2 separate regions of the Homo sapiens genome follow, and region 2 is linked to region 1. A link is a loop called in an ENCODE intact Hi-C map of the cell type or tissue named here. Cell type or tissue: PC-3. All regions are shown on one strand. Links, peaks and the distances in the headings refer to the core of each region. The heading gives the core; the rest is flanking DNA.

Region 1 (9,268 bases), core at 2,094-6,093:
ATTTTTCCTCCCTTGCTATACTTTACAAATTACTAGACTACTCTTAATGACAGCTATTTAGTTTGCAATTTGGAAAATAGCACACTAGCAGATTGAAGATAACCCTTTTAATGTCTGTGGACGGTAGAAATGAATTTCTGCTGTTGGTCAAAGTATCTAGGTCAGTTATGAAGAGCTTCAGAGTCAGGGACTGCTGATACCAAGTGTAATCAAATTGCTGATTGAGCTCAGATAACCATCACTGGTGTCCAGATCAACCATCCTATAACATTCATTCATTGTAACACATCCACTCTCATAGGCTAACTACCAATAATAAGACTACATGTTTGTAATACAAAGGCTACTGCTGCATGTCCGACTTTAATCAAATGCCATTTTTTCTTCACATAAAGAGAAAAGCACATTGTGCAGGTCTTTGCCTCTACGTGCTCTTGGTAAATTGACTTTCAATTGACATCCTCATGGGGCTATCAGTGTTACTTCAAAACTGTTGACAAATTTTTAGGTTAGAATTGTACTTCTCTAGTCTTATCAGTTAACTCCAACCACATAATTGTCTTCTTTGAAACTAATATGTCATATTTTCAAAGTTCCAGAAAGTTTATAGTCTTTTATATCTATTTATATAATCTGTTTTTTATATATATGTTTGTAGTCTGATATATATAATCTGTTTTATATATGTTATTTTTATAGTCTGATATATACATGTTATGTTATGTCTGATATACATAGATATGTCTGATATATATAGGTTATATACATGAGACATATATAACATACATATATATAACATAATGTAACCTGCATATCAGACATATATATGTATATATAACATATATATGCTATAAGGACACATTTCTATATATATGTCACTCAAAAATGGGCTTGTAGTCGAGGTATGTTGATAGGCATCCACAATGCCTACTGTAAAAAGTGAAGTAGAGGTTCCTCTTCAAAGAGACTTTCCTCCCCACCTAATTAAGAACAAATAGTAACTTCTCTTAAAAGCAAAATGTATTGAAAGACCTGTGCTAACACTCTTAAATATCTGCTAGCCGTAATAAAGACATCAATATACTTTGTGTTCTTAGCTCCCACAATTTAGCCTAAATATTTGCCCTGGCATGCTTATACTGGTTCAAGCAAGCATTAGGTCATAGCCTCTTCCTCTTCCTTATTGGGAGGTGTTTTTACCTTTCTCAGCATTCCAGAAGTTACTTCCTCCTTCCTTTGTTCTCCTCGGTCTTTGTCTCTTTTGAAAAGTTCTAAGTTGCTAGCCAATCAGGACAAATACAGAATGTGAGGTCCCGTTTCAGCCAATGGAAACTGGACACAGCAGTGGGGTGGACACGTCAGGTTATGAACAACCCTGTCTCCTTTGTTCAGTGTACTCTCATGGCAAAACTGCTGGCAAGTGTACCCTTTCTGCAGAAAGTAAAAATGGTCTTGATGAGAAAATTAAATTTATGTTCAGGTGCTATTTCTTTGTGGCACCGGGGAACAAGCATTTGTAACACTACCATCATTCTATTTTTTTGGACCTACACAAATGTCAATTAAAAAAAAATTTCTAACCCTGTCTCTCTTACTTCCTCCAGGGCCAAACATCTTAATAAGCCAATTTGCTGTATGTATATAGTTGACACAAGCAAAAAATCTTCTTCTCTTAACCACTTCCTGAAAAACAATTTTTTTAAACTATGGAGTTTTCTTAAAATATTTTTGAATGTTCAGGATTTAATCTTTATCGTTCCTAGACATACTATTTTTTCTCACATAGCACCACACCCAGAGCATCAGGTTGGTGCAGCTTGAAAGTGACAGCCCAGTGAAAATGGGATCTAAGATGTTTAATTTAATTTTGTTTAAAGCATCTGCATTCACTAGTTTGACTGACATGATTTCAGTTATGAAAAATAATGATTGAGTACTTGGTTGTATACTGTGTTTACTAAGTCGACCAAATCTGGCTCAAGAGGAAAATGGTTGTGGAAATAATGGATTTCTGTAAGTTTTATTATACAACTGTGCTTGTACTTCTTGCACCCAATCCCTCTAAATGACAAGTCCAGGTGTGATTATGTGATATTTAGTGAAAAAATTAAGTTATAGTTACTTGAATAGAACACATCATTTCTGTCATAGTGGAAAAACAGCAACAACCTTAGGCACTTGTGAAGGAAACTCTTCAGACCTTGAGAAACACAGGAGAAAGAGGGACATTAATGATCTTGTCTTCCAGACCTGCCCCTTAATCTTTTCTCTCAAAGAGAATGAATCCGATGTGCTCCTTTAAATATTATAAACACCTTAATTTGGCTGGGCGCAGTGGCTCAGGCCTGTAATCCCAGCACTTTGGGAGGCTGAGGCGTGTGGATCACGAGGTCAGGAGTTCAAGACCAACCTGGCCAATATAGTGAAACCCCATCTCTACTAAAAATACAAAAATTAGCCAGGTGTGGTGGCACACACCTCTAGTCCCAGCTACTCAGGAGGCTGAGGCAGGAGAATCACTTGGACCTGGGAGACGGAGGTTGCAGTGAGCTGAGACCATGCCATTGCACTCCAGCCTGGGCAACAGAGCAAGACTCCATCTCAAAAAAAAAAAATTAGAAAACAAACCTTAATTTAACCTGACTTTTAGGTCTGCATCACCCTGCCAAATGATTCTGATCATAATTTGATCAACATATCCATCAATATTACCAAGAAGTCTTCTGGAAACATCAGGAGGAGGACCCTGATACTGTCCCTCCCAGACAAACACATAGCAGCAATTATGGATGACTTTTGCACATGCAATTCCATAGCCATTTCTCAATTGTTCTGTGTAGCAGATGAATGCAACCTGGGTGATGGAGTAGACAGAAAGGACAGTCTTGGATACGTGTCTTCTAATTGAACTATGTTGATATTCAATACTTTAAACTGAACTAGGAATTTAAAGACCAGCTAGCTATCTGGAAAATCACATTGGAATCATTGACTGATATAGGTCTCATCTGGGAAGACTCAATTGTTATGCTCAACGTAATGTTTCCAAGGTCACCATATGTGACCTAGGACTGAACATCTTATGTAAAAATAAAGCAATTTGCTTGCCTCTTTCCTGGAAACATAACCTTAAACCAAAGAGGTTGCTATAGGAGTTTAAAGAAGCACAAGCAGTAGATCATGTAGCCCTCAGATGACTACATATTCCTCCCCCAAATGAGGCTTCTAATGGTCTTTGTGGGAGGTTTCTTGTAGGATAAGTGACTGATTACTTATGCTTACCATTTGGGAAATTATCTCTACAATGGGAGTCATCAAATTAGAAAAGACAGTAGAAAGATTCTTTCTGACGTTAGCTGAAGTGATCAGTAACACCTCTTCAGTCCCCAAAGTGATTTAGATCAGTCTCAACTCTCTGGCCAGGGTTGTTATGAATTATGTAATTTCTCTACTTTTTGTTCTCACAAACCAAGTTGAAGTCTGTGAAATAGTTTATGGGAATTTTTTTTTTCTTGGATCCGGCTAGATGTGGAACTCAGTGGGTGAGGCATTGCTGAGGTCAGTATTGTAGGTTGGTTTCATCTTCCTGTATGGAAACCTATTGAAAGCAGTGTTAGTTGAATGCTGTATGGCACAAATTAAATAGATATGGTCCCAGCCTTTCTAAGTTAGATTAATTAGAGTAGATGGTAGAGTGGTATACTCATGTAAAAGATGCATAAGCCAAAAAGTTATTAAATCAAGGTAGGAATCTCTTTGGATTTCTTGTGTTTGTATAGCTTTCAAGCAAGTAACTTGATATCCTTAGCAGTGGACAATCTTTTTATGAATGTTTTTACAGCATACATTCTTACAAGATTAGTGTCTCTCTCTAGAACCAAGTCCAGTCATGCTGACTATATAGTATTGTAAAGATAATATATTCTTCCTGAAAAGAGGGGCAGTCATGCTCATTGCCCAGTACAGGACATTCGGAGTTCCTTTCTTTTAAGCTAACTTACTGCAAGTGCAGTACATGTGGGCCCATATTGTGTTGTTTCCTCGGGACTTGGGATCTAGGGAAGGCAACACAGATGCTAATGCTCATGAAGCTGACTGATCTGTGACTTATAACATTTTTAATCCTTGATTCATAAGTCTCGTGTCTTACAAACATCATGCAAAAGATTGTGGTAGGCAAAGTTTTAGGATGCAAGTGGCATAAAATGGTGGACCATAAATATTTTTTGGCATAGATGTAACACCTTTTAATCATATCTTTTGGATTATGTTAAGTGAAGAGTAGGTATAGACACAATTCTAAAAGGAAACATTTTAATGAAAATAATAATATAGCTAAGTTTATATTTTTTCTCATTTTAAGACAATTTTAATTTTATTAAAAACAGAAGACCATGAATTTTCTTTGTTTAAAGAAACTCCTTTGAATTATTTACAGAATAAAAAAACTTTGCTTTGAGACTTTAATATCATATATAAGGCATTATACATTCTGTAAATAGCATGAGTAAGAAATACAGACCTTAGAATGGTTAGACTGTCCATTCTTGAGTGCTTTAATCGGAATATATGTAAATATTTATTTGAACTATATTATATGAAATATAATATTTCCCCATAGTTTTTGTCACATATTTTGTAATAATATTTTATTTAATATGGTTTAGCATAATACAATGTCCACACTTGAATATGAAATTAATACAAATCAAAGTTGCAAATGTGGTGACATTCAACGTTTCTTCATTTTAGGAAATAAATGCTAAAATCTCTTAGTTGCAAGATAAGCATGTTTCCCCCCTATTTTGTGTTCTTACAGGTCATTTGACTGAAGGCCACCAAAACAGTTGTCTCAAGTGTGAAAAGAGGTATTTACAAAGACTTGAAACATTCTTTCATATTCCCCAATGATAATATTTCAGGCAAGTAGTCACTAATGCTATAGTATTATAAAGCTAAGAGAAATACATCTTAAAATAAATGATTAAGTTTATACAGTTCCAGAGCTGAGCAAACAATTTTTCTTTGTTTTCCAAATATTTGAGTATTGTGGTAAAATAGCTATTATGCCCTCTCCTATAGCTAGTCTTTTATCTTTAGACAAAATTTATTTTTAATATTGAATAAGCAACACTTAATTGGAGTTTGCATCTGATTGTTGCCTAATAAAACATAACAAATCATATAATAATTCCAGTTTGAGCATTTTATTTATCAGCACTTGCTAGACAGATTAACTGTAACTTAGCAGGTGTGAACCTGAAAAAGCAGCCCTGTTTTGGAAGATTCAAAGAAATATATATGATTATGCACAAAGTTCTTACAATATAGGCATGTCAATAAAACTATTATTTTCATATCAAATGAGTGCTGGAAAATTTTAGTTAAATTTTTGTTAGAGATCCTTGAATAAACAAGTGGCTTATTTTAGAGATAATTAGATTTGTTCTTAATATTTTAAAAATACTGTTTGAGATTAATTCTTCTTTTTTCATTATTTCATTTTAGATCACTATATTTTGTACAAATGAAGAAACTGAGTTAAAGAAAGATTAAATGTCCTGAACGATACCAATAACTAATGACTGATGGGGTGGTAAGCCTAGAATTGTATCTTAATTGGTGACACTCAAGACCCTCATGGTAAAACACTTTTTATATGCCTCTCATGGACTCAAATATAAAGGAAGAAGTCACCATACCAAAAATCCATAAACCCAATCACCACTCTCCCAGTAGAAATCTCTATTTAGTAGTAATATATTTTTTCTTTTGACATTGAAAAAGTATCACTTGAAGTGCTTTTAAAAGATATTTCTTTTTCAAGTTAAAATAAAAAGTTATAGAGCACTAAGAAAGAAGTCACATATTTGCAGTTGATATAATTTAGGAAATATTTCACCAAATTTCTAATGAATTTTACCTTGTTTACTTACAGAAATTCAAATTCCACATACCAAAATATTTAAATAGAAATCAATAATTTTAAATATAAAGGAAATATAGACATGACTAGCCTACATATAAGCTCATAATACTGTCATGTGCCAGGCTACATGAACAGTGTACACATAGTACTGTTACACATAAGCACATAATACATAAACACATGATACTGCTAAAAGAGGGACAGTCACTTTGATCATTTTAAGTGAAAATTTAAAATAATTTATATTGAATTATAATTGTCAATTGTCATCTAGAGTAACTATATTTAAAAATATAGTTTAAGTTATTACCCTAAATAAAACTCTAGGTTATTGAAGATGGTCTTAAAATAAATTTAGTATAGTACTATCATTTTTATGAACATGATTTTGGTAGATTTTCTGCATAATTCTGTAATATTTCTTTATTAATTAAAGGTGTAATATGGGCATAAATTATGCTATGTAATTACTGCTTGACTCTCTAGGGCAATTCAATAGATTTCACAAGAAAGATTTGTACTATTCAAAGGGAATAGACTGATTTTTTTTGAAGAGTTTCAATACCAAAGAATACGCCACATGTCTTTAAAAGTCACACAAGTGTGTATACCTAAGGATGTAAGGGGAGATAGTGTTTTCCATTCTATTTAATTTTTCAAGCAAAAATGGTACTAACAATAGTCTATATGTTAATTTAATCTTTTAAAAATTGGCTTTGAAAAGACTAAAAAATAAACTAGACATACCCTATACTTTGTAAAACATATACAAATTTTGAGGCATATCATAAAATTCATTAATGTCATGTGTACAATTCAATACTTATCATAAAAGTCTTTTAAAACATTTTGTAACCTCAATAATCTTGTCCATTAACTGTTAATTCTCATTCTCTCACCTCTTCCCTATTTCTTGCACCAGGCAACCAGTATCTGCACTTCCTTGTCTAACTTGTTACTTTGAGATTTTAGACTTACAGAAAAATTATCAAAATTCAGAGATTAACATTGGTATGGTGTATTAGTCTGTTCTCATGCTGCTATAAGGACATACCTGGGTAATTTATAAAGGAAAGAGGTTTAATTGCCTCACAGTTTGGCATGGCTAGGTATGCCTCAGAAAACTTACAAGCATGGTGGAAGGGGAAGCAAACACATCCTTCTTCACAAGGCAGCAGGAAGGAGAAGATTGTGGGCAAAAGAGTTAGCGGTGGGGGGAAAACCCCTTATAAAACCATCAAATCTCAGGAGAACTCATTCACTATCATGAAAATAGTATGAGGGTAACCACCCCCATGATTCAATTACCTCCTACTGGGACCCTCCCACAACACCTGGGGATTATGGGAACTACAATTCAAGCTGAGATTTGGGAGGAGACACAGCCAAACCTTATCATATGGTATGATGAACTGAACAGCAGAATTTATTTGGATTTCACCATTAATATTCATTTTCTGATTTGGAATCTAATCTAGGATTGTTTTATTTCTCATCTTCCTGTGATAAGTAGAATTAAGCTCGTCCTCTCTTCTTCCCCAAGATGTTGTTCTTTAATCCCCAATACCTGTGAATATTTTACTTGACATGGTAATAGACTTTGCAGATGTGATTAAAGGTATAGGTGCTGAGTTAGGCAAATTATTCTTTATTTTCCAGGTGGGTTCTTTCTTATTGCATGAATCCTTAAAAACAGAAAATTGTTCCTGGGCGTAGTCACAGATCGATGTGAAGATAGAAGACAGGTGAGAGAGTTGTGAAGTTGTTTGCATGAAAGATAAGGAAAATGGGTCAAACCAAAAAAGGTTAGTCATCCACTGGAAGCTAGAACAGCCAAGGAACTATATTTTATCCCAGAACCTATATAAAGAAACACAGCCCCGCTAACACCTTCTTTTAGCCCATGAGAACCATGTCAAACTTCTGACGTACAGAAGAGTAAGACATTAAACTTGCGTTAAGCTACTAAATTTGTGGTTTTTTTTTTTTTTTTTTTTTTTTTACAGCAGCTTAGGGAATCTAATAGTTTTCTCCAATCTGTGACAAAATTCAGTGTTCCATTACATTTTATGATCTTGATATTTTTTAGCAGTCAGGTCATTTATGTATAGAATGTTTCTTAAGTTTTGTTTCTCTGACTTTTTAATGATCAGATTGGAAAGGACACCACAAAACTGGTTTGCCCTTCTCCGTGCATAAATCAGGGAGTTACATGGTGTTAACCCAGGCATTGTTTATGGTATTGACCTTGAGCAATTAGTTAAAACAGTATCTGCTAAAATTATACACTGTACATTTACTAGTTTTCTTTTATAATATAGTTTATAATTCTCATTTTGGAATTCCATTGGTGATTTTCTATCCCTCATACTTTCTACAATTTTAATTGGGTCTCTTCTCTAAAGAGTTGTGTCTTTCTTTCTTCCACTCTTTCTTTCATCAGCAGGGAATCATGAGTGCTTATTTTATTCTTTAGGTTATAATTCAATGTTATCATTATTGATTTTGTTTGTCAAGGTATTGTAAGTTTGCTGTGGGGAAAATTTTCAGGTTAGTTCCCTATGCACTTTTGACATTCCCCTGTTTTCTTTTCTTTCTCCAGCACCAGAATCAATGAACTCTGCAAAGATCCTGGACTCCTTCTCCTGCTGCATAATAAAGGTCTGGGCACTGGGTCTGCTTCTTGCTCCTGGGGTATTACTGATGGATTTTGAACTATAGAAGGGAAAAATGTTCTTCAGTGATTTTTAATATTAATGCTCAGAGTGACTATTGGGTTAGAGAAGCAATTTACACAGGAGTTTAGTTTAGAGAAGCAATTTACACATTAATTTCTGTTGTCTTGAGTCATTTATTTTTTATTTCTATTACTCTGAAATTTTAATCAGAAACCACAGTTTTTATTGTGCTTATTATCATTGTGTAAAATGAGCACAATGCTATAGTAGGGATATTCAAGAAAACAATCATTGTTGCAGAGCATTATTGATGATTATGTTTTGGAGCAAGATAAAATTAAGCATGAAAAATATTATTGTAAAAGAAAAATATAATTAAATATCAAAGATTATCTCAAATAACTATGATAATAATGTTGTTCTTAAAGAACTTAAATCCTGGGCAAACTACTTCCACTGTCAGTCCTCAGAGCTGTCATAAATAGCCTTGTATGTGCTTTTAGTATTGATTTGTACTAGGGTCTTTGGAAATTTTACTTCTTTAGTCAAAACTATTGATAGTAGAAGCTTAGAACTTCATATCCTAAAATAGGTCTTGACTTCAGGAAAGTGGCTTGACACCCAAGTAAAAACTTTTACAGTATTACTTAACTTTATTAAA
Region 2 (9,268 bases), core at 2,343-6,342, 85 kb after region 1:
TTTTATTTTTTAATATATGACTGTAATAAGTGATAAAAAATTCTGATTTTTCAAAATGTAAAAACATATAAGTCTAGTCACTGCAGAAATCAGAAAATTTTGTGTTATCATTTAAGTAAGCAAAATTACCCAAAGTTGAAAATTTTAACATATAATTTAGTTCCTCTACATTTTTAATGCACACACTTAGGTGTCATTATTCAGTACATAAACCTCTCAAATTCAATAAAAATCAGATAGCACATGTTCTGAAAAAATAAAAGGGAAGTGTTAAAACCAATTAAATCAATGATCCTTGAGCCACAGATAGGCTATAGGTGTAAATTGTAATGGAGCAAAGCTCTATCAGTTCCAACATCTACCATAACACTCATAAAATACAGTATGACTGACAAATAATGCATAATAAAAACATTAACATGACAAATAAAAATGTATAAATTGAAACATGTTTAAATAGTATTTAACAAAAATACATGTGCATGTTAACATTAATTTTAATATTAGATTCAAACTACTTTTTTTGTTTAATTAACATGGCTAAAAACATTAAACTGTCACTAGTTATATTTTTAGTTGTTTTTATCAAAGAATCTGCCCATTGGTGCTTGATATAGTTTGAAGGTGTGTTCCCGCCCAAATCTCACATGGAAATGTAATCTCCAATGTTGGAGGTAGGGCCTGATAGGAGGCGATTGCATCATGAGGATGGATTTCTCATGAATGGTTTACTTTAGCACAATCTTCCTTGGTACTGTCCTCAGGATAGTGAGTTCTCCCGAGATCTGGTCATTTACGAGTGTGTAGCACTTCCTCCCCTTGTTCTCTTGCTCCTGCTCTTGCCATTTGACCTGCAAGCTCCTGCTTCACCATCTACCTTGATTGTAAGCTTCCAGAGGCTTCCACAGAAACAGATGCTGCTATGCTTCCTGTACAGCCTGCAGAACCATGAAGCAATTAAACTTCTTTTTAAGTAATTTCCCCAGTCTCAGGTATTTCTTTAGAGCAATGCAGTATCAGCCTCATACGGTGATTTACAATTTAGACATTTCTTTTAAAAAATTTTGTTCTACTTTAAGTTCCAGGATACATGTGCAGAACATGCAAGTTTGTTACATAGGTATACACGTGCCATGGTGGTTTGCTGCACCTATTGACCTGTCATCTAGGTTCCCTCCCCTTGCCCCCCACACCCCAACAGACCCCAGTGTGCGTTGTTCTCCTCCCTGTGTCCATGTCTTCTCAGTGTTCAACTCCCACTTATGAGTGAGAACATGCAGTGTTTGCTTTTCTGTTCCTGTCTTAGTTTCCTGAGGATGATGGCTTCCAGCTTCATCCATGTCCCTGCAAAGGACATGATCTCATTCCATTTTACAGCTGCATAGTGTTTCATGGTATATATAGGCCACATTTTCTTTATCCAGTCTATCATTGATGGACATTTGGGTTGGTTCCATGTCTTTGCTATTGTAAATATTGCTGCAATATACATGTGTGTGCATGTGTCTTTATGGTAGAATGATTTATATTCCTTTGGGTATATACCAACTAATGAGACTGCTGTGTCAAATTGTACTTCTGGTTCTAGATCCTTGAAGAATCGCCACGCTGTCTTCCACAATGGTTGAACTAATTTACACTCCCACCAACAGTGTAAAAGTGTTTCTATTTCTCCACAGCCTTCCTAGCATCTATTGTTTCTTGACTTTTTAATAATCACCATTCTGACAGGTGTGAGTTGGTATCTCATTGTGGTTTTGATTTGCATTTCTCTAATGATCAGTAACGTTCAGCTTTTTTTTTATGTTTGCTGGCTGCACAAATGTCTTCTTTTGAGAAGTGTCTGTTCATATCCTTCACCCACTTTTTGATGGGATTGTTTGTTTTTTCTTGTAAATTGTTTAAGTTCCTTGCAAATTCTGAATATTAGACTTTTGTCAGAGGGATAGATTGTAAAAATTTTCTCCCATTCTGTAGGTTGCTTGTCCACTCTGATGATAGTTTATCTTGCTGTGCAGAGGCTGTTCAGTTTAATTAGATCCCATTTGTCAATTTTGGCTTTTGTTGCAATTGCTTTCAACGTTTTTGTCATGGAGTCTTTGTCCATGCCTATGACCTGAAAGGTATTCCCTAGGCTTTCTTCTAGGGTTTTTATGGTTTTGGGTTTTACATTCAAGTCTTTAATCCATCTTGAGTTAATTTTTGTATGAGGTGTAAGGAAGGGGTCCAGTTTCAGCTTTCTGCATACGGCTAGCCAGTTTTCCCAGCACCATTTATTGCATAGGAAATTCTTTTCCCAATGCTTGTTTTTGTCAGGTTTGTCAAAGATCAGATGGTTGTAGATATGTGGTATTATTTCTGATATTCTCTTCTGTTCCATTGATCTATGTGTCTGTTTTGGTACCAGTACTATGCTGCTTTGTTTTCTGTAGCCTTGTAGTATAGTTTGAAGTCAGGTAGCATGATGCCTCCAGCTTTGTTCTTTTTGCTTAGGATTGTCTTGATTATACAGCTTCTTCTTTGGTTTCATATGAAATTTAAGGTAGTTTTTTTCTATTTCTGTGAAGAATGTCAATGGTAGTTTGATGGAAATTGCATTGAATCTATAAATTACGTCGGGCAGTATGGCCATTTTTGCAATATTGATTCCTCCTATCCATGAGGATGGAATGTTTTTCCATTTATTGTGTCCTCTCTTAGTTCCTTGAGCAGTTCTCCTTGAAGAGGTCCTTTACATTGCTTGTTAGCTGTATTCCTGGGTATTTTATTCTCTTTGTAGCAATTGTAAATGGGAGTTCATTAATGATCTGGCTCTCTGCTTGTCTAGTGTTGGTACATAGGAATGCTTGTGATTTTTGCACATTGTTTTTGTATCCTGAGACTTTGCTGAAGTTGCTTATCAGCTTAAGGAGTTTGGGGCTAAGATGATCCTCAGCAAATGCAAAAGAGCTGAAATCATAACAAAGAACAGTCTCTCAGGCCACAGTGCGATAAATTAGAACTCAGGATTAAATAACTCACTCAAAACCACACAATTACATGGAAATTGAGCAACCTCCTTCTGAATGACTCCCGGGTAAATAATGAAATTAAGGCAGAAATCAAGAACTTCTTTGAAAACAATGAGAACAAAGAGACAATATACCAGAATCTCTGGGACACAGCTAAAATAGTGTTAAGAGGGACATTTATAGCACTAAATGCCCACATCGCAAAGCTAGAAATATCTCAGATCAACACTCTAACATCACAATTAAAATAACTAGAGAAGCAAAAGCAAACTAATCTGAAAGCTAACAGAAGAAATAACTAAGATCAGAGCAGAACTGAAGGAGATAGAGACACGAAAAAGCCTCCAAAAAATCAATGAACCCAGGAGCTGTTTTTTGAAAAACAATTAACAAAATAGATAGACCATCAGCTAGCCTAATAAAGAAGAAAAGAGAGAAGAATCAAACTGACACAATAACAAATAATAAAGGGGTTATCACACCGACCCCACAGAAATATAAACTACCATCAGAGAGTACTATAAGCACCTCTATGCAAATAAACTAGAAAATCTAGAAGAAATGGATAAATTCCTGGACACATACATCCTCTCAAGACTAAACCAGGAAGAAGTCCGCTCCCTGAATAGACTAATAGCAAGTTCTGAAATTGAAGCAGTAATTAATAGCCTACCAACCATAAAAAACCCAGAACCAGATGGATTCACAGCCAAATTCTACCAGAGGTACAAAGAGGAGCTGGTACCATTCCTTCTGAAACTATTTCAAACAATTGAAAAGGACGGACTTCTCCCTAACTCATTTTATGAGGTTAACATCATCCTGATACCAAAACTTGACAGAGACACAACAAAAAAAGAAAATTTCAGGCCAATATCCCTGACGAACATCTATGTGAACATCCTCGGTAAAATACTGGCAAACCGAATCCAGCAGCACATCAAAAAACCTATCCACCATGATCAAGGCAGCTTCATCCCTGGGATGCAACGCTGGTTCAACATATGCAAATCAATAAATATAATTTGAACATTTCAAATGCAGAGTATATTTGAGAGTTTTACTTTGAAATAGTCTTAACTATTTTAATTTCTATATGCAAACTACATACATATGTAATTTAAATAAAATAATAAAGTTTAATAAGAATTATTTAAACTTGGTTTTGATTCACTCATTTATCAATATATGAGACAAAATATAACAAAAGGAGAGGTTCACTTAGATTAAGATATATCTTTTAAAATTTGAAATAAACAGAGCTTACTCAGAAGTGAAAACATTCCTGTAACACATATTTCTTAAGCCAATTAAAAATTTCATAATCCTGGGAAAAAATAATGACTTGTAAATGACAATGCATAGCACATACCTCTATACTCAAACAAGTTTGCATATGCTATAGAAAAAAAAAGACATAATGCTATCAGAAGAATATATATTGAGACATAAAAAATAAAGAGCAGAACATTGCAAATTGTTTCGCAAATTTCATATTAATGCTTGTTCCACCTTCTCACCATATTTTTGTTTGGTTTTTTGGTTTTAGGAAAGTTTGTGTTGTAAATAATAGCTTCAAAAATTCTATGATAATTAAGGAAAATTTTAAATATCCAAGGTCACTAAAAGTCAGAGAAGACTATAAGCATGTGTATTTGAGCCACATGGTTCCAGATTGTCAAACTAAATAAGGACCAGATTTTAGAGCTACTTACTTGGAATAGGCAGATTAAATTACAGGATTGGAAAAAATTTAGAAAATATTATTTACTTTTGTCTTGCTCAGAGTAAATATTATGCTCAAAGGTAAATATGCTGAGTAACTCTCAGGGTGAGTTTAGCTATCAGATATGTCCTCTTATTTGAAATTTCTTCAAAATGGTTTGTCACAATTTGTTTAATGTCCTTAGGGCTCTAAAAATTTTGCTTTAATGTATTCAAGATAATTTTTAATATTAGCATTCGAGTAGTTTGTAAAGTGTCAAATTGCATAGGCTAACATCAATACTCAGAATTCCCTTCTCTGTATGTTTTTAAATAATTGTTATTATTTAATTTTGATAGGGTTTGGGGGAACAGGTGGTATTTGGTTACACGGATAGGTTCTTTAGTGGTGATTTCTGAGATTTCAGTGCACCCATCACCTGAGCAGTGTACAGTGTACCCAATGTGTAATCTTTTTTTCTTTTTTTTCCGAGACGGAGTCTCACTCTGTCGCCCAGGTTGGAGTGCAGTGGCATGATCTCAGCTCACTGCAACCTCCGCCTCCCGGGTTCAAGCAATTCTCCTGTCTCAGCCTCCCGAGTAGCTGGGATTACAGGCATGCACCACCACGCCCAGCTAATTTTTGTTTTTTTTTTTTTTCAGTAGAGACAGAGTTTCACCATGTTGGCCAGGCTGGTCTCGAACTCCTGACCTCATGATCCACCTGCCTCAGCCTCCCAAAGTGCTGGGATTACAGGCATGAGCCACCGTGCCTGGTCCCCAATATGTAGTCTTCTTTCCTCACCCACCTCCCACCCTTTCCTCCAGTCCCCAAAGTCCATTGTGTCATTCTATGCCTTTGCATCCTTGTAACTTAGCTCCCACTTATGAGTGAAAACATACAAGAATGGCCATAATCAAAACATCAGAAACATACAGAGAAGGGAATTCTCAGTAATGATGTCAGCCTATCCAATTTGACACATTACAAACCACTCCAATGATCATATTAAAAGTTATCTTGAACTTATTAAAGCAAAATTTGGAGGTGCCACAGAAATGTTTTGTATAAGATTTGAAGTGAAAGTGAAGCATCAGCCATGATGTTTGCACACTTGGAAGGTCAGTACATGGTCACCAAGTGCTATTACAGAACATACGTGTTGTGACACATCTCCAGGCTCACCTCCATTTCACAGCAGAGTCTGCAACTGCTCCACTACATTTTTGGAAACTCCTTAAGCTTCTGTGACTTTGGGGTCAGGTCATGTGTATAGCTCTGTGATGATGCATTCCTGTTTCTCCAACAAAGAGCACCAACACCTACCATCATAAAAATTGGAATCCGAGAGACATTGACATGGGTGCAAATCCATCCTTGAGAGATTATGTTCTCTCCACCCCTTTATATTGTCTTTTCTTCACAACTGCCTGCTCTGCAGACTTTAAGTCCTAGCATCAGACACGAAGAGATGCTACAAAAAATAGTAAATAATAGTAAATAAGTATGTTTGTGTTGGGGAGTGTTCCTGATCTGAATTCTGATTGATACAATATTAAATAGCAATTACAAGATACTATTCAAGAGACTTTCAGTAAAAGCCTTTTATAACTTGCTCTTGTGTTGAATTAAATGATAAAATTTATTCTTAAAGTAGTGAGTTTTCAAGATTTCACATACTAATAAATGAGTTTAGCAATGTGGCAGGATATAAGATTTTTTATGAAAGTATAATTAACAAATAAAAATTAAAATTATATATATAAAACATGGTATTTTGATATATGTATACATTGTAAAATAGTTAAATCAAGCTAATTAGCATGTCTATCACCTCACATACTTATCAGTTTTTGTGGTGAGAACATTTAAAACCAGAACTCTCTTAATAATTTTCAAGTATAAAGTACATTATCTCATAGTCACTATGATATACAATAAATCTCCTGAATTAGTCCTCTTTTCTAACTGTAACTTTATATCCTTTGACCAACATTTTTCCATTCCCCTCACCTCTAGCCCCTGGCAAACCAACCTATGCTGTTTCTATGAGCTCAACTTTTTTAGATTCCAGTTACAAGTGATCATGCAATATTTGTCTTTCTGCGACTGGCTTATCTCACTTAGCATAATATCCCCCAGCTTCATCCATGTTGTCCCAAATGACAGGATTTCCTTCTTTTTAAAGGCTGAATAGTATTTCATTGTGTGTGTGTGTGTGTGTGTGCGTGTGTGTGTGCATGTGTGTAATTTTTTTTATTCATTCATCTATCAATGAGCACTTTGGTTGATTCTGTACCTTGGCTATTGAGAATAGTGCTGCAGTGAACATAAGATTGCTAATATCTCTTAAAAATACTGATTTTAATTCCTTTGCATATATGTTTAATAGCAGGATTGCTGCATCATATGGTAGTTCTATTTTTAATTTTTTTTAGTAACTCTCATACTATTTTCCTTAGTGGTTCTCACCAACATTATGCAATGGTTCTTGTTTCTCCATCACAGAATATAAGATTGATACAAAAAAATCAATTCTACTTCTATACAGTAACAGTGAACACTCTGAAATAAAATTTTAAAATATTCTACTAATAATAACAGCAAAAATCATATACTATCCAAGAATAAATTTAAGAAAAAAATGCAAAACTTATTCCCTGGAATCTACAAAACATTGTTGAAAAAGAAAAGAAGACCTGAAAAAATAGAAAGATAATCATTAAAAATTGAGTGTTTAAAATATAACCAAATTTGTCATTGATATTGCCACCTCTACCTCCACATTCACCTCTATTGTGCACTGTAGATTTTTCTATAATTAGAATTATCTATAGACTAATGTCTATCTCAGTCTTCCCCTTCCTGCCTTTTCTATTCTTTTCTTTTTACACATTGTTATTCAAGGGAATATTAAATTATCTTATTTTTCTTAACCAAGTTCTGAATCAATTTAGAATACTAAAGGACAAAACACATGGAAGCCTGTGTTATCTGACATATATTAGAAAAGATGGCATTTGTAGGCAATTGGAATCAAAATACTGATATTCAAGATTAAAAAACTCAATTTACACCAGCAGTCCTGGAAAGCTTAAGCTCTAGGCTCATGACACAATCAAAGATAATCAAGGAAATAAGTTTTTCAGGAATGTCGGTATCCAAGACAAAGGGTAGAGGAAGAGTAAAGGGCATAGCATGCAATTCCTTTCTCTCCTAAACTCATCCTGTTTATTTCCCTGGGACAGAGTATGTGAGGAAGTGGAGAGAGAGTCTAGAAGTTTCACACTGATAGCTGTTCCTCTGCATTGAAGAACATATTAGGATAAAAAAAAAAAAACTAAAACAGAACAAAACAAAAAAAAACCCACTGTCCCTTGAATAAAATTCTTCCATTATAAAAGACTTCAATTACTAGCATCCATTTTCCCACAATTATAAGTATTGAACTAAAACTCAAAATTGACAGTAAAGTTTCTGTTTGTTCAGTCTTTAAAATGAAACGGCCCAATGTAACACCGACAGTCTTAAATAATATGCTGGTTCGTAGTCAACTTACTAATGTATACTTTCTTCTTTCTCCCAAACTTCATCATGCATCCCACTCTCAGATGATTAACACAGAAATTTTCACATATGAAGACATACAAATAATCAGAGACAATTATCTCATCTCTGTACCACACCATCTCAATGAATTTCATCTTGCCAGTTTTAATGACTCGTTCATTGTCTTCATTTCATTTAATTTCTTGGAAGCATTTTGCATGGTTGATTACCTTTCCTCTTTAAATGGGTTCTTCACTTCAAATGCAAGGACACTATATATTCCTGATTTTTCCTCTATCTCACTGGGTACTCCTTCTTGATCTCTGCCACAAGTTCTCCTTTTTTTTTTTTTTTTTTTTTTGCTTACTTATAAGTGTTCTCACAGTTTTGAACTTTGATCTTAGACTCCTGTCAATATTCCCTCACATCCTAGATTATCTTATTCTCACTCATGTTTTAAATATCCCATATTTGCTGAAGATTTACACTTTAATATTTTAATGTGTTCTCTCCCAAGTGCCAGAATTATATTCACAAATGTCTACTCAACATCTAAATGGATGTCTAAGTGGTATATACCAAATGTAACATGTATAAAACAAAATTCTTAATTCCACATCTTATCCCAAATCTATTTTTAACCAAAATTTCCTCATTTCAGCAAAAGGCAACAGGATTCACTTGAAGTCAGCTTGGATTTCCATTATTTTTAACTCTTCACATTCAAACAATCAGAAAATCTTACATTTTATACCTTTATTCTTAAGAAATCAGAATAGTTCTCAAAGAACTCCCGCTTATAGCTATAGTAATTTCTCTCTCTCTTTTTTTTTTTTTTTTGAGACAGAGTCTCACTCTGCCACCCAGGCTGGAGTGCAATGGCACGATCTTGGCTCACTGAAACCTGTGCCTCCCGGGTTCAAGCAATTCTCCTGCCTCAGCCTCCTGAGTAGATGGGATTACAGGCATGTGCCACCACACCCGGCTAATTTTTTTAAATATT

The links. Hi-C counts contacts between places; a loop is a spot of excess contacts. Peaks named below come from ENCODE experiments on the same cell type or tissue, not always from the same donor. Only the 100,000 strongest peaks of a DNase experiment are listed, where the experiment ranks them.
Region 2: a loop joins it to region 1, with 2.1 times the contacts of the local background. A loop is called at or near these places in 1 of 110 quality-filtered maps.

The regions. Positions count from the first base shown.
Region 1 is chr13:64,685,518-64,694,785 of GRCh38, forward strand. LOC105370239 (a long non-coding RNA gene) reads left to right here and starts at 5,517. Exons shown (of 6, transcript XR_942029.1): 1 at 5,517-5,596; 2 at 7,589-7,674; 3 at 8,532-8,590. In PC-3, for the core only: no CTCF peak of the experiment used is centred there; a DNase peak (open chromatin) is centred at 3,884; H3K4me3 peaks cover 404 bases; H3K27ac peaks cover 1,546 bases.
Region 2 is chr13:64,770,295-64,779,562 of GRCh38, forward strand. The region is part of intron 1 of LOC105370240 (a long non-coding RNA gene); the gene reads left to right. Among named protein-coding and RNA genes, the nearest start is that of LINC00355, 700 kb to the left of the region's middle. In PC-3, for the core only: no CTCF peak of the experiment used is centred there; no DNase peak of the experiment used is centred there.